2 separate regions of the Homo sapiens genome follow, and region 2 is linked to region 1. Evidence: chromatin contacts called from ENCODE Hi-C or POLR2A ChIA-PET data. All regions are on one chromosome and are shown on one strand. Each heading gives the region's core, a stretch centred on a gene start or an enhancer-like site at or near the end of the contact. The rest is flanking DNA. Distances are from core to core; before and after follow the strand shown. Region 1 overlaps GALNT12 (polypeptide N-acetylgalactosaminyltransferase 12). Region 2 holds the start of TGFBR1 (transforming growth factor beta receptor 1).

Evidence for each region. A loop is a pair of places that touch in the nucleus more often than their neighbours do. ChIA-PET counts read pairs that join two places held with the same protein, here RNA polymerase II (POLR2A). Pooled maps may share reads with other maps.
Region 2: a loop to region 1 is called in a map of HepG2, with 25 times the contacts of the local background. The contact joins the promoter of TGFBR1 here to the enhancer-like site in region 1. A Hi-C loop is called at or near these places in 1 of 168 maps with a recorded cell type or tissue (HepG2) and 10 of 50 pooled maps. POLR2A ChIA-PET finds 5 or more read pairs at or near these places in 2 of 52 experiments (AG04449 and activated CD4-positive, alpha-beta T cell).

Annotation. Positions count from the first base shown.
Region 1 is chr9:98,846,342-98,853,304 of GRCh38, reverse strand. GALNT12 (polypeptide N-acetylgalactosaminyltransferase 12) reads right to left here. Exons shown (of 10, transcript NM_024642.5): 10 at 3,224-4,353. The coding sequence ends at 4,213. Among named protein-coding and RNA genes, the nearest start is that of GALNT12, 42 kb to the right of the region's middle. RefSeq lists an enhancer at 4,364-4,658. Within about 2 kb of position 4,729, at least 5 of the 41 ENCODE cell types and tissues checked have a DNase peak (open chromatin) inside an H3K27ac peak, as active enhancers do.
Region 2 is chr9:99,101,065-99,108,027 of GRCh38, reverse strand. It overlaps TGFBR1 (transforming growth factor beta receptor 1), which reads right to left and starts at 2,915. Exons shown (of 9, transcript NM_004612.4): 1 at 2,726-2,915. The coding sequence starts at 2,822. RefSeq lists silencers at 2,188-2,697, 2,788-3,387.

The DNA.
Region 1 (6,963 bases), core at 3,480-5,979:
TGGAGAGGGGCTGTCTTGGTAGGAATAAACTGAGCAGGTCAGACAAGAGCCACAAAGGCATCTTCCAGTATAAACCAAGTTTTCTGTGAGAGGAACACCCTGTCATGGGTTGGACACCCAGGCATTAGGCTGTCTGCCAGGATGAAGTGTCCCATGAAAGACACACTATAAACATTCATGACCAAATCCCTAGAGCCCTGGCAGGGCAGGGCTAGAGTTTTTACCCATGCTCTTGAGACAGACCTCAAGACCAAATTAGAGGAAACTACAACAGAGTCCTAGAAGGCGAAACAATCTGCCAATCTGCCACAGCTGGGGCTGGCCCCCAGGACTCCAACTCCACACATCAGCCCTGGATTCACACCTGCCAGGGAGGCAGGTGGGGGCAGGTGGGGGCAGGTGGGAACCCACTCGGGTACAGTGAATAGATGTGTGAATTCCCTCACATCCCTATGGGCTTTTTCTCAGGCTCTTCACCCATCGGTGAAGAGAACGTTTTCTCGAGATGTTGTAAATTCCCTCCCAGTCTGTGTAAAGATTTCCCTTGACACCCCCCAAAATATGATTTCTATTTTATATTGACTGTTTTCGAGCCTAAAAATGACCGAATGTAAGCGGATGCAGGAGTTAGAGGGGCGACTTCTCAAGCAAAACTAATTAGCTGCCATGCTCGGCAGACTCTCCAGACATGCAACCTCTGCAGCCTCCCTGCACTCTTGATGGATTTTGTCAGCATTAATTTTATGTCTGCCTGAACTGTCTCCCTGCATCTGGGAGGGCCCAACACCCCTTCATCAAGCTCACACTGATGTGACAGAAACGGTGGGGAGGGGAGACAGGGTAGGACTTCCTAACTCATGGGTTGAGGGGGGGCATTGCGTCTGTTTTCACAAGTTCCCACAGCGGTAGGAAGGGAAGCTTGGCCCACACTGCCTCACATTTATGAGAACTGAGCTGTGTCGAAAGCTATTCCTGCCTGCTAAAGAGCTGTTTAATCCCATAAAGATTTTAAAAAGCTAAACTACTTAATATTTATTTTTGAATAAATATTAAAGTACATTTCTGAAAATAGAAGCTGATATTTAATAAGCCCATACTGTGGGCCAGTGTCAGGGGTGTTCAAACCACAGTAACTCCATCTTGAACAGGGGCTGGGTAAAATGAGGCTGAGACCTGCTGGGCTGCATTCCCAGGAGGTTAGGCATTCTTAGTCACAGGATGAGATAGAAGGTCAGCAGAAGATACACGTCACAAAGAACCCGCTGATAAGACAGGATGCAGTAAAGAAGCCAGCCAAAACCCACCAAAACCAAGATGGGATGAAAGCAACCTCTGGTGGTCCTCACTGCTTATTATACATTAATTATAATGCATTCACCTGCTAAAGACACTCCCCCCAGCACCATGACAGTTTACAAGTGCCATGGCAATGCTAAGAAGTTACTCTATATGGTCTATGAGAAGGAGCCCTCAGTTCTGGGAAGTCCTCGCCCCTTTCTCAGAAAACTCATGAATCATCCACTCCTTGTTTAGCATATAATCAAGAAATAACTACAGAAATAGCCCACCAGTAGTCCTCGGGGGTACTCTGGACCCCCAAGAATGGAATAGCCATTCTTGTTTCTTTACTTCTCTAATAAACTTGCTTTCACTTTACTCTTTGGACTCACCCTGAATTCTTTCTTGTGCGTAATCCAAGATCCAGATCCCTTTCTGGTAACACCAGGGCCTAAGCCCTGACCTGCTATGTGTTATTTAATCCTCACAGCTATCCCATATCTTGGTTTAATTATCCCTGTTTTTCCAATGAAGAAACTGAAGTACAGATAAGTTAAGTTGCATCAGATGGATTCGAGCCAGCCCAAGCCAAGTTGTTTCTGGGTAAATGTTAAACTGGTCCTTGACAGGATCTGAGTGGAGAATGTATGTCAAAAAGAGCCTGAGACACAAATTGATACCTTTTAATCAATTCCACGTGTATCTTCATCGCTCCCATCTGATTGGTCCTGTAAACCAAAAACTATCTGAGACAGGTCTCAATCCATTCAGAGGTTTATTTTGCCAAGGTTAAGGATCATGGCCTGTGACACAACCTCAGGAGGTCCTGAGAATATGTGCCCAAGGTGGTTGGTTACAGCTTGATTTTACACATCTTAGGGAAACAGAAGTTACAGGCAGACATAACTTGGTTTGGCCTGGAAAGGCGGGACATCTTAAAGAAGGGGGCGGGGGGCGGGGCTTCCAGGTCACACGCGAATGCGAAGATTTCCTGATTGGCAATTGGTTGAAAGAGTTAAGCTCTGCCTGAAGAGTCCAAGTCAGCTGAACTAAGTAAGGGGTGGGGTGGGGTGGGGTGGGGTGGGGGGGATGGTGGGTGGAAGCCAAGGTTCTTATGTAGATGAAGCTCCAGGTAGCAGGCTTCAGAGAAAATAGATGTGAAGGTCTCTTATCAGACCTTAAAAAGTGTCAGACTCTCCTGAAAAGACCTAGTTAGGGAAGGAGATTCTCTACAGAATGTAAATTTCCCCCGCAAGAGACAGCTTTGCAGGGCCATTTCAGAATATGTTAAAGAAATATATTTTGTGGCAAAATACTTGGATTTCCTTCAGGGTCATAGGATGTTATACCAGTCAGGTTGGAATTTGGTATGTGTTGCTACAAAGAGTCTGTTTGGTCCATCTTAAGAGATCTGTTTTAACGTGAATGCCAGTCAGTTGTCTTTAAACTCCAAAGGGAGGAGAGGGTAATGAGGCTTGTCTGGATACTGCTCCCTTCTCATCATGGCCTGAACTAGTTTTTCAGTTCTGAACTAGGTTCAGGTTTTTTTGGGATCTTCTTGGCCAAGAGAGGAGTCCATTCAATCAGATGGGGGACCCCAGAATTTTATTTTTTATTTTTTGAGGCAAAGTCTGGCTCTGTCGCCCAGGCTGGAGTAGAGTGGCGCGATCTTGGCTCACTGCAACCTCCGCCTCCTGGGTTCAGGAGACTCTTCTGCCTCAGCCTCCGGAGTAGCTGGGATTACAGGCGCATGCCACCACGTCCAGCTAATTTTTGTATTTTTAATAGAGACGGGGTTTCGCCATGTTGACCAGGCTGGTCTCGAACTCCTGACCTCAAGTGATCTGCCCTCCTTGCCCTCCCAAAGTGCTAGGAGTATAGGCGTGAGCCACCGCACCCGGCCCTAGAATTTTATTTTTGGTTTACAGTACAAAAAGATCTGCAGTCAGTGTTCTCACATCTTTTTAATCATTCATATTGACTTAATCAGGTTGACAAAATCTCAGGGTTGGTCTGGGATCATTCACAAATCAGAATTACTCAGAGAAATTTTCACAGCAGTTGCAGCAGCACAAACTCTAACGCTGATTTAAATTAATAACTGTTATTAATGAACAAACTTGAAAAAGGAATTTCATATAGAACATTACATTTCTCCCTGACACTACCGTATCATAAAAATTAAAAATGATATAAACATGTTTTAAAGTCATAGTGGTAGAACCAGCCACACTACAGTGCGGCATTGTTAGAAGTTCGCTCTCAAGTTGACTCAGCTTAGTAAAGCAAATTGTTCTCTGAGATTTCAGCTTTGGTTAGTCCTCTTTGGCTGACATGAACATTATGGAGTGTTAACTGTGGTAGCAACACATAACCAAAAAGCATTCTTTTTAAAATACATCTAGAAGATCTCAATGACCTGAATAAATCAATACAATGTTCCTAGTGACAGTCTCTCTATACTGGGAAAACTTTAACCCCGCAGCTGAGGTATTATCAGTTAATGCAAAGTACGTTGCTTGAACCTGATTTCCACCCATGCAGATATCTTCGTACCTGGGAATTCTTGTAAATACCAAAATAAAATCTTTATCTTTTTTGCTAATGAGAGTAAAAGGCACGACTGTAAAATATACATCTTGATAGAAAAATATTATAAGGTTTTAATTTTCTAAATACCAAGGGTTAACATCTTACGATTACCCTTTGAAAATAGGGTATTTTGGAACATTTAAAAAGTTCTCAAAATAAGTACAAAGCTTATTCACATTTTTACTAAATCCAACACAACTTTCACAAATGGCAAAATGATTGCCTCTTCAAAGCAATGCAGCCTAGTTTTTGGTGGGTTCTGGTCACTGCTTAGCTAAGTCTTTGTTGGGCAGAGTCCTGGCTCCACAGTCTCCTTCGATGGGCTCCTTGATACACGAGGCTTCATAACATGCGCTCTTTGAAGAACCATTTCTGATGATCCGAGTTGGTGCAGTCTCGTAAGAGTGGAACGAAACTGTCACTCGACTCCTTCCTCGCAGCCTGGACACATTTCTTGGACTGTTCGTGAAATAAAGATCCATCCTACAAAAGATAACAGAATGACAGGCAAGTCATCAGAAAAGTCTCTTTTTCCTAAAGACATGTTTTAAAGAGATCAGGGTCTGATTTTTACCATTTCAGAAATATTTATTGAGGGGTAAGTGTCTTCCGTGTAACGCAGCAACTCAGGACTGTCCCGGGGACACAGCACCAGGCTTGTACAGGCTGCGTCCCGCTTGCCTCTCACAGGACCGATGGTGCCACCTGCTGGCTGCTCTGGGCATGTGTCATACCCTACATCTCCCTATTGCATTTGGCTTCCTTCAGGGAAATCAGGAACAAAGATCCTTTGTTTATCTCTTTCACTCCTCTTAGGTCAACTCATTCCGTGCAGGGTGATCTCTTTCTCTTAGGTATTTAAACAGAGTGTGGAAACTTGGCTGTAGTCCCAGCTCAGCCACAGACCAGATGGATGAGGAAGCCAGTCACTTGGCCTGAGCTACTCACCTGTCACACATCAGAGAATCAGTGGGTTATATGCCTTGTGCCAATTCCCAAACCCCAAAGACGATGGTCTTCTTTAATGACCTCCTGCTTCTCTCCTTTCTGCCAGCCCTTGCTCAATTATCTCAGCAAGTCTCTCTCTCAGGCCTGGTGTTTATCTTTTCCCTCTGCCTCTCTGTTATAAGCTGTATGCAACGAACTTAATCATGGCTGAGCAGCAAACAGGCAGAGTGAATAACAACATCAGTGAAAAACCTTTGTGATGTGCTGTTCACTAAATGGAACTTTTTTCATTCAAAAAAATCCAAACTCATGTTTTGTAGAATCCAAGAAATGACATTTCAGAGGTTTTTAGGCCTACATAAGAAAATACAAGGCTGGGCACAGTAGCTCACGCCTGTAATCGCAGCACTTTGAGAGGCTGAGGCAGGTGGATCACTTGAGGCCAAAGAGCTCAAGACCAGCCTGGCCAACATGGCAAAACTCCATCTCTACTAAAAATACAAAAAATTAGCTGGGCGTGGTGGCGGGCGCCTGTAGTCCCAGCTACTCAGGAGACTGAGACAGGAGAATCGCTTGAACCCAGGAGGCAGAGGTTGCAGTGAGCTGAGATTGCACCCCTGCACTCCAGCCTTGGTGGAGCAAGGCTCCGTCTCAAAAAAAAAAAAAAAAAAAAAAGATCCAGCCCTAAGAACTAAGCTTTCTATTATGGTCTAGTGAATATAAGTGGGGACATTTCCTTCAGAATTCACATATGTTTCTGTTCAATATATATTTGTTTTATATATATATATTTAGGGCATGACTGATGAAATATAATAAATCAAGCTGTATCCTTTTCACATATGAATCAAAGTATTAAGCGTCCTGAAGAAAGGTAAAAAATCCAATTCAGTATCCTTCTTCCCAGCCTCCTGAACAAACTTCCTTTTCCTTAAATGGTCACTGAAATTTAAGATAAAATTTTTGATATGTCAAACTGATTTTATTGTTTCTAGTGTCCACTACCATTCCTTGAGGGCTTACAATGGCTTCTGGTTGGGAGAAAGATGGGAAGAGGAGGACATTCAAGAAGATCAGAGACGTCTGGGGTGTGCAGAAGTATTTTTCCTTCTTATTTTCCTGTATTCAATAGGTAACACCATGGTGTGTGGCTTTTCTGGGCAGCCTGCAAATGTCATTGCTAGTGACAACATTTTTCTGCAGGAAAACATATTCCAGCTTTTAATCATCTTTAGAATAAACCCATTTATAAGCAGTATATTGGGAGTGAAAGCTGCCCAGGGAGATAAAAAACAATGAATTTTTTTCTTTCAAATGATTTTCTTTGGATTTATTCCCTCACATGCTTTTTAGTGAGTCAAAGGATATGATCGATTTACAAGTCCTGATGCAAGCTGACTGCAAGTGTGGTGGGGCCAGCACCCTCAGGTCTGAGGTAACCCTCAGTTTCAAATCAACTGTGACTATCCAGGGAGACTACTCTATCAGAGGTGTTTTCTTGGTTATAATACCACAAGCAACAACTAATCTCTATCGAGCTTTATAGTTTCCAAAGAATATTTCTGGCTATGCATCTAATCCTCAGTAAAGTAAGTCTGCTATTATTGCACCTTTTTTTTTTTTTTTTTTTGAGACGGAGTCTCGCTCTGTCTCCCAGGCTACAGTGCAGTGGCATGATTTCGGCTGACTGCAACCTCCGCCTTCCGGTTCAAGTGATTCTCCTGCTTCAGCCTCCCAAGTAGATGGGACTACAGGGGCATGCCACCACACCTGGCTATTTTTTTTTTTAAGTAGAGATGGGGTTTTGCCATATTGGCCAGGCTGGTCTCGAACTCCTGGCTTCGGATGATCCACCTGCCTTGGCCTCCCAAAGTGCTGGGATTACAGGCGTCAGCCACTGTGCCTGGCCTATTGTACCTATTTTAAAGCTGGGAAAAACAAGGCTTAGAGAGGTGGGGTGGCTTATATCTGGATCTAACACTTTGGCTAACATCCTTACACTTGGGCTATTTGGCTTACTCATTTAAAGCCCTTTCATCTCTGAATGCATTTGTAAGAGCTGTTTCCATGTCGGTGCCTGCAGCTCATGGGGGTGCAAGGGAAATGGAAAAGACTAAAAGGGACTGGACAATGAGGAAGGAAGGC
Region 2 (6,963 bases), core at 1,666-4,165, 260 kb before region 1:
GGTACCTATAACGCATTCAAGTAGAGTTAAGTAGCAGCACAGGCAGTAGAAATGGACAACACAAACTGTTAAGTGTTGCAGAGTTCTGGAAGACAAAGAATTCAAGAACTAAACCAGCACAGGAAGTCAGGGCTGAGAACTTCTCGCACTCCCAAAAAAAGGGGCAAAACTAAATGTGTAGTGAAAAGGCTGAACAGTCAGGAGTCAGTGAGAAAGAGAAATTGCTCGAAGGTCTGCAGTAATGAGAAATGAGATCCCTGGTAGGATACTCAGAGATGGCCCCAATCATAAGCTGCTAAGTGTTGTTCTAAGTGCTGAATACAAATGGGAAATCTTATAAACCTTCACGGGGAAGGCTGAGGAAGATTAGTTTGGCAGTAGCCATAGAAAAGCCTAGATGAGAAAAACATGGGAAAGCAACTAGATTTGGAGGATAACAGGCAGGATTAAGCTGAAGGCTGCATACCAAGAAAGGAGGAGACATTCAAGAGGCATTCATAGAAGAGTTGGATTGGGGGCACGTTTTCAAAGAAAAAAAGTTATGAAATGGCAGAAAGGAAGCAAATAGCATTCTCAGATGGGATATACATATAGACATAGTGGTACTAAACTGTGCACTAGGGATAAGGAATCAATTTCCCTAGAGAAACCTATGTTGGAGACAGAAGTTGGGCAGAGAACATTAAAACATACTCAGAACATAAAAAGGTGCAAGTCTTTAAAAGGGAAGCCAAGTTACAGAGGAAATAAAAAGCATTTGACCTTTTTCAGAATGTTTTTTAAGGGTGGACTGAGGCATCATCATAACCAACAGGGGAGGCAGACAAGCTGAGGCAGTCTGGGCTTAGAGTAATAAGCACCTGGACAGCTTTGTATTTTGTGCATACCATGGAGACTGTAAACTCCTCCAGGACATGGACTGAGCAATGTTCTGTGTCTTCAACTAAGTCCACTACTGTTACTTGAATACATGAACGCTTCTTGTGCTACTTCTGGTGGAAAAGAGTGCACTGTGTTATTCAAGTTAATAGCGGTGTGGAAATGTTACCTGTGTTTCATGCCTAACTATACTGATTCTCCCAAATGTCCACACAGTTATCCTGCCTTCCTCCCTAGGCCAATGTCAAAAATCCATTGTTTCCTCTAATGCAGGCCCACGTGAAGGGACTCAACAATGTGCTAAGAGTCGGAATGAAGCCTATCTGATACTCAAATCATGAGGACAGAATCCAAAGTGGATAATAAAGACCAATTGCTCATCAGACGACTGAAGAAGAAAAATGGGCTACGCCAGATAGTATGATGTATACATATTTATATATATATATGACATACAGGTTTGGGAAACTGAGATCTGAGTGAAAATCCTAGCTTTAGCACTTAAGTTATTGGGTACTTAACGTGTCTGTACCCCACTTTGCACATCTGTAAAGTGGGGCAAATGCCACTACTCCTGGGAGTTTACTTGTGGTGATTAAATAATGTAATTATACAATAGTGTATGCATTTACATCGTAGTAATGCACAATACATAGACGGTAGCTATTAGGACTGATTATAATCGTCACCGTCAGTCTTGATTTTTTAAAAAAATTTCAACATCTTTTGTCCAGTTTCAGAAACAGAAATGTACTTTCACTGCATTTTAGTTGCTAACACTGAGGCTGTGTATTTTAGCTTCTAGTGTCTCAGTTCAGCTGCTAACGAAGTTTTTCACTCATCCCTTTGTGGATACCAACCACCTACCCCAACCTGATTTACTATTTTGAAAAATCCAGCCAACAGTCTTCCTTGAAAACCAGCTATACAGATGTCTGAATCAAACTATTAACTGTCACTCAAGAAAAGGAACAACGTGAGTGATGTTCCTTCGAGGAAATAAAAAGCGTTTAATCAATTCACAGTCGTTCCCAAAATTTCCAAAACCCGCAGAATGAGCAAACGTTCAAGTTTCCACTATGAAAACAATCCGTAGCCGTCTGGTTACTGGACTCACTTCAACACTCCCCAGACGCACGAAAGAAGAAACATTCCGCGCATCTCCGCGCTTCCTTCTTCTCACACAAAGCCCCCCTGGCTGGAGGAGCAGCCCCTTCCAGCAGGGTCGGCTCGGGTCGAGCCGGGCGGGAGTCAGGGCGGCCTGCGGACCCAGGGGTCTCACCACACGTCGCCCCCGACTCCCACTGGACGAAGCCCTAGAGGCTCGGAGCTCACACCCCGCCCGGGAGCCGCCTTCCACCCCAACCTCAAACCCCGCCCCGGGTTCGGCAGCCTCTGGCACGGACCCTCTTGGGGCGGGGGTCCCCAGAACAAGGTCACGCCGTGCCCAGGGGGCGGCGGCGGGCAGCCACGGCTCTGCCAGTCCCCGCCGGCCTCGCACTCTCCGCCCCTGGCCCTCGCCCACTCACACCCCAGAGGGCAGCCCCGGACCTCGGACGACTCCGCCCGACTCCACCTCCCCGGGGAGTCCCGAGCGGGGCGGCCTCGGGCAGCCGGACACGTCCGCCCGCGCCCGGACACACGCCCCTGCCCCGCCTCCGCTCCCCGCTTGCGGTTCGCCCGGCAGCCGCCGAGCCGCGCGGCGCCACGAGAGCCCGGCCCGGGCCCCGGCGCCGCCACCTGCGCCCCCGGCCCCGCGCCATGTTTGAGAAAGAGCAGGAGCGAGCCAGAGGCCGGGTCCGGCCCGCGCGCCCCGCAGTCGCCCGCCCGCCGCGCCGCCGCTCACCCGTCGCCCCCGGGAGCAGCGCCGCCGCCGCCGCCGCCGCCGCCGCCAGCACGAGGAGGAGCAGCCGGGGACGCGGAGCAGCGACCGCCGCCTCCATGGTCCCGCCGCCACCGCCTGTGGCCCGGCCCGGCCCGGCCGCGCCGCTGCCTCACCCCAGCAAACCTCGCCTCGCCCCACCTCCCTAGCCGCCGCGGCGGCCTCGCTCCGGCCCTTTGTAACTGCTCGGAGGACGCGCGTCCATTGGCTGCCGGGCTCCCGCCGGCCCCGCCTCCCCGCCGCCGCGAGCTGCCAAGCGGGACCCAGCCGGGAGCCCCGCCTGCGGGCCCGCCAGGCAGCCAATCCGCAGCCGCGAGCGCCGGTTTCTGGCCACGCCCCACGCTCCCCGGGGGCTGGGCCGCCAGACCCCAGCCCCGGCCCGATCGGCTCCCGGCTCCGAGAGGCCGCGTGGGGGCGGGGTCTGCCAGCCCCAGCACCGCTCAGCCGCTAGCCCCGGAGGGCCGGGTAGAGCGATGGGTGTGTCTGTGTGAGTCTCTTTCGGAAAAAGGCTGTGGCCGTTCGACGCTCTTTTCTTCTAACCTCCTCTAGGCGCGGAAGATCTGGTACTGCCTCAGCCCCACCCTGACCCCATTCACAGCTCCGCATTGGCAATCCCAGCACATGCCACCCAGATCCGCTGCAGCGCCAGGCCCCTGCATCCACTTCAACTTCCCCTCTCCAAGTCCACGCATCAACTTCAGCATTCCCCCGAAGATCCCTCCTCAGTGCCCTTCACATGCGACTCACTCTCCTATTTCCTCCTGCTCCCAGCGGTCACCCCAAACCCAGCTCCCCCACCCAGTTCCAAACCCAGAAAGTCCTCAGATCCCAGCGTCAGACCCAGATCCTGAGCCCAAACACACCCCCAAATAGCCTCCCGCCTCCCTCCAGCACAGATCCAGGATGGGGATCCAAGCCGCACTCCTCTCAAACCCCTTCCCGATCCAGGTTGGAAAGGGAGGATCCCCACCCCAACCCCTCAAAGGAGGGGTTCCCCCTTCTTAGCACCCAGCTCCCGCGGGGCGGAGGGGGAGCAGTCATCATTACTTTGAGCTGTGTCTGACACTGCTGTATAATAATCCTGAGGTGTCACTAAAAACCCAAATAAACTCTACGTTTTCATTCTGAATTCCTAATTTACTGCGAGACGCTCCACCCACCTTCCCTCTGCGACGCCAAAATGAGCTCCAGATTTGTAATTCTTCCTGTCAGACTAGTCCTTTCTTCAGACACAAACACAGCCAAGGAGGCTGTTACGTAGAACAGAGAATATTTTTCCGCAGAACCTTTTAAGGAGGAAATTTTATTTTCTGTGTCATTTGAGCTTAGAATTAAATAAACCTTGATAGCAGGAATCAGAATGGTTCTGATTAATGCCAATTTGTGCACTACTTTAGAGTCACTGGGTGAGCATTTTCCCCACCTGTGAAGGCTTCCTTCCGGGAGATGAAAAGGGAAAAGGCGTGGATATTGGAGCTGGGATCTGAGACCCGCGCGCTTTCTCCCTCCTGTCTAGGACACTTACTTAAGCAAGTCAGCTAACCTTTCTGAACCTCCAACAGGCTCAGAGGCCTGCAACTTGCTCTACACCGCAGCTCCAGCAGCCTCAGCAGCAAACTCCCCTCTTGCTCAGGCTGAGGGATTCCAGAGAGATGGCTTCTGGCAGGCTCCAGTCCCAATTTGCCCTCTCAGTTCCAGTTTCTTCAATGGAGATTTGGTGGACTTTGTGCCACCTGAGGTCCCTAGACTGCCTTTTTGCTGCTCTATTTGCAATGTCTTTCATAAGATAAGAGCTAATGAGATTTTTATTGTATGAATGAATGAATGATCTCAGAAAGTGACTGTTTTTCTCTGGCCATTAGCTTCTTCATCTCTAAAATGTAAATAATAATAGTACCTACCCCGTTTATAAATAAAAGGGATTGAATCACTTGTCTTGGGCCCCTTAAATGACGTAATGTGTCTGGTACAGTGTCTGGAACATAGTAAATATTTAGCTAATGCCATTTCTTTGCCCATCCCCTTCCAGCTCTGTATGATTCTAATCAGCATGTATGTTCATGTCAGTCTGTGCCTTTGACGTACGGAGCCTAGATTAATCAGTGTTAATCACACCTCCAGTTCCTTAACATTTTCCGTGGAATTCAGTGGATACAATAGGAAGGAAAAACAGACTATTTTTAAGTTGTATCTTCCTGATACTAGGAGGAAATTTCCATGAGCCACAGATCCATAAATAAACTACACTAGAATGGAACACTAAATTATTAGTTTAAAATCATGGTTCCCAAATTGTAAAGTCTCTCCAATTACCTGGAGAGCTTGTAATAATACAGATTCCTGGGTCTCCCTCGGCCCTAGCAAGTCTGCTTCAGTTCATGTGGAGAAGGTTCAGGAATCTGCATTTGTAATAGACATCCCAGGTGATTCTGCTGCAAGTGGCACTGGGCCCGCTTCAAAAGACACTGCTTTACTTAAAATTCAGTAAATAAAAATGCATGACCTTATTTGCCTTTTGAGAAAGGTTGGATGGGCAGTAGAAAGAAGCCTCTGGCTTTGGAGGCCTACAGACCCGACTTGAAATTCTGGCTGCCACTCACTAGATGTGGGTCTGGGAACACTATTTGACTGCTTTGAGATTTAGCATCCCCCAGGGTAAAGGGAGATACTGTTGTGAGGTCTAAATGAGCTATTGCACATTAAGGAATCTGTCATAAATGTTAATTCCCTTCAGTCTTTACAGACTTACTTGTTGTTTAAAATGCTTACATGTTATTTACTCCAATGTCTTAATTTAAAGGGAAGGAAACTGAGGATCAGTTCCCCAGCAAGTCAGCTGCAGAGCTAGGACTAGGAGTCTCACTCCAGTGCCTTGTACCCTGTGTAATGTTGTCTCTTAATCTTTATGCCAAGGACATTGTTTGCTTTTCCTTTTGGATTAGTTCCTTAAGTAAGAGGATTTCTCCAAAATAGAGAGCAGAGACTGCTTGTCATCTAAACTACACCCATTCTTACATTTGCTTTATAATGGAGTCCTGTTTTTCTTTGGGAAAGCAGATCACCTAGAAAAAATATATATGTCAATTTCCCAGGCTCCTTGTACCTAGGTATGGCCATGTGACAAGAGTTCTGGCCAGTGACATGTAAACAGAAATCTACTTTCCACAAGGCGGAGCCTGTACAAAAGATACTTCCTAGTTAAAAAAAGAAGAGACTCATCATATTCTCTCTTTCTCCCTGGAACACAGTTGCAATGCCTGGAGGTACAGCAGCCATTTTGTAAACATAAAGGCGATAGCCAAAACTGAGGACTGTAGAGAGAAAAAATGGAGAGAGTCTAGGTTTTTGATAAATTTCCTGAACAGTTGCACCAGCTCTATAATGCCTATTTCTTATTATATGAGAAAAATTAATCTATTTTTTATTCACTTTGAATAACTGCACCAGCTCCATAATGCTTATTTCTTATTATATGAGAAAAATTAATCTATTTTTATTCACCTTAGAATGCTTCTATTCTGCTCATTTGTCCATCCTATTTATTGTTGCATATTTTATTTCTATCTTATTTTCTAACCTACAAGACATTATTGACTTCTGCCATTATTAGCTATTGCTAATTCTTGGTGCTCCTAACTGAAAAACAAACCACCTCAAAATTTAGTGGCTTAGAATAATAACCATATATCATCTTTCATGAGACTGTAGGACAGTTTTTCAGGTTTAGGCCAATTTATGCTGATTTCCACTGAGCTCACTTATGAGTCGGTTGTCAGGTGGAAGGGGGTGGAAGAGGGTAATGAGCTAGATCAGCTCCTCCATGTGGATTTTCATCCTCCAGCAGGCTAGCCTAGGCTTGATAACATGACATTCATTATCCAAGATAATGAATGAAAGCGTGCAAGAGCCTTGAGTCTAGGTTTAGAACTGGCACCGGCCAGGCATGGTGGCCCATGCCTGTAATCCCAGCGCTTTGGGAGGCCAAGATGGGGCGATGGCTTGAGCCCAGGAGTTTGAGGCCAGCCTGGTTAACATGGCAAAACCACTTATCTACAAAAAATACAAAAATTAGCCAGGCATAGTGGTTCACACCTGTAGTCTCAGCTACTCAGGAAGCTGAGAGGTTGGAGGATCGCTTGAGCCCAGAAAGTCAACGCTGCAGTGAGCCATGATTACACCACTGCACTCCAGCCTGGGTGACA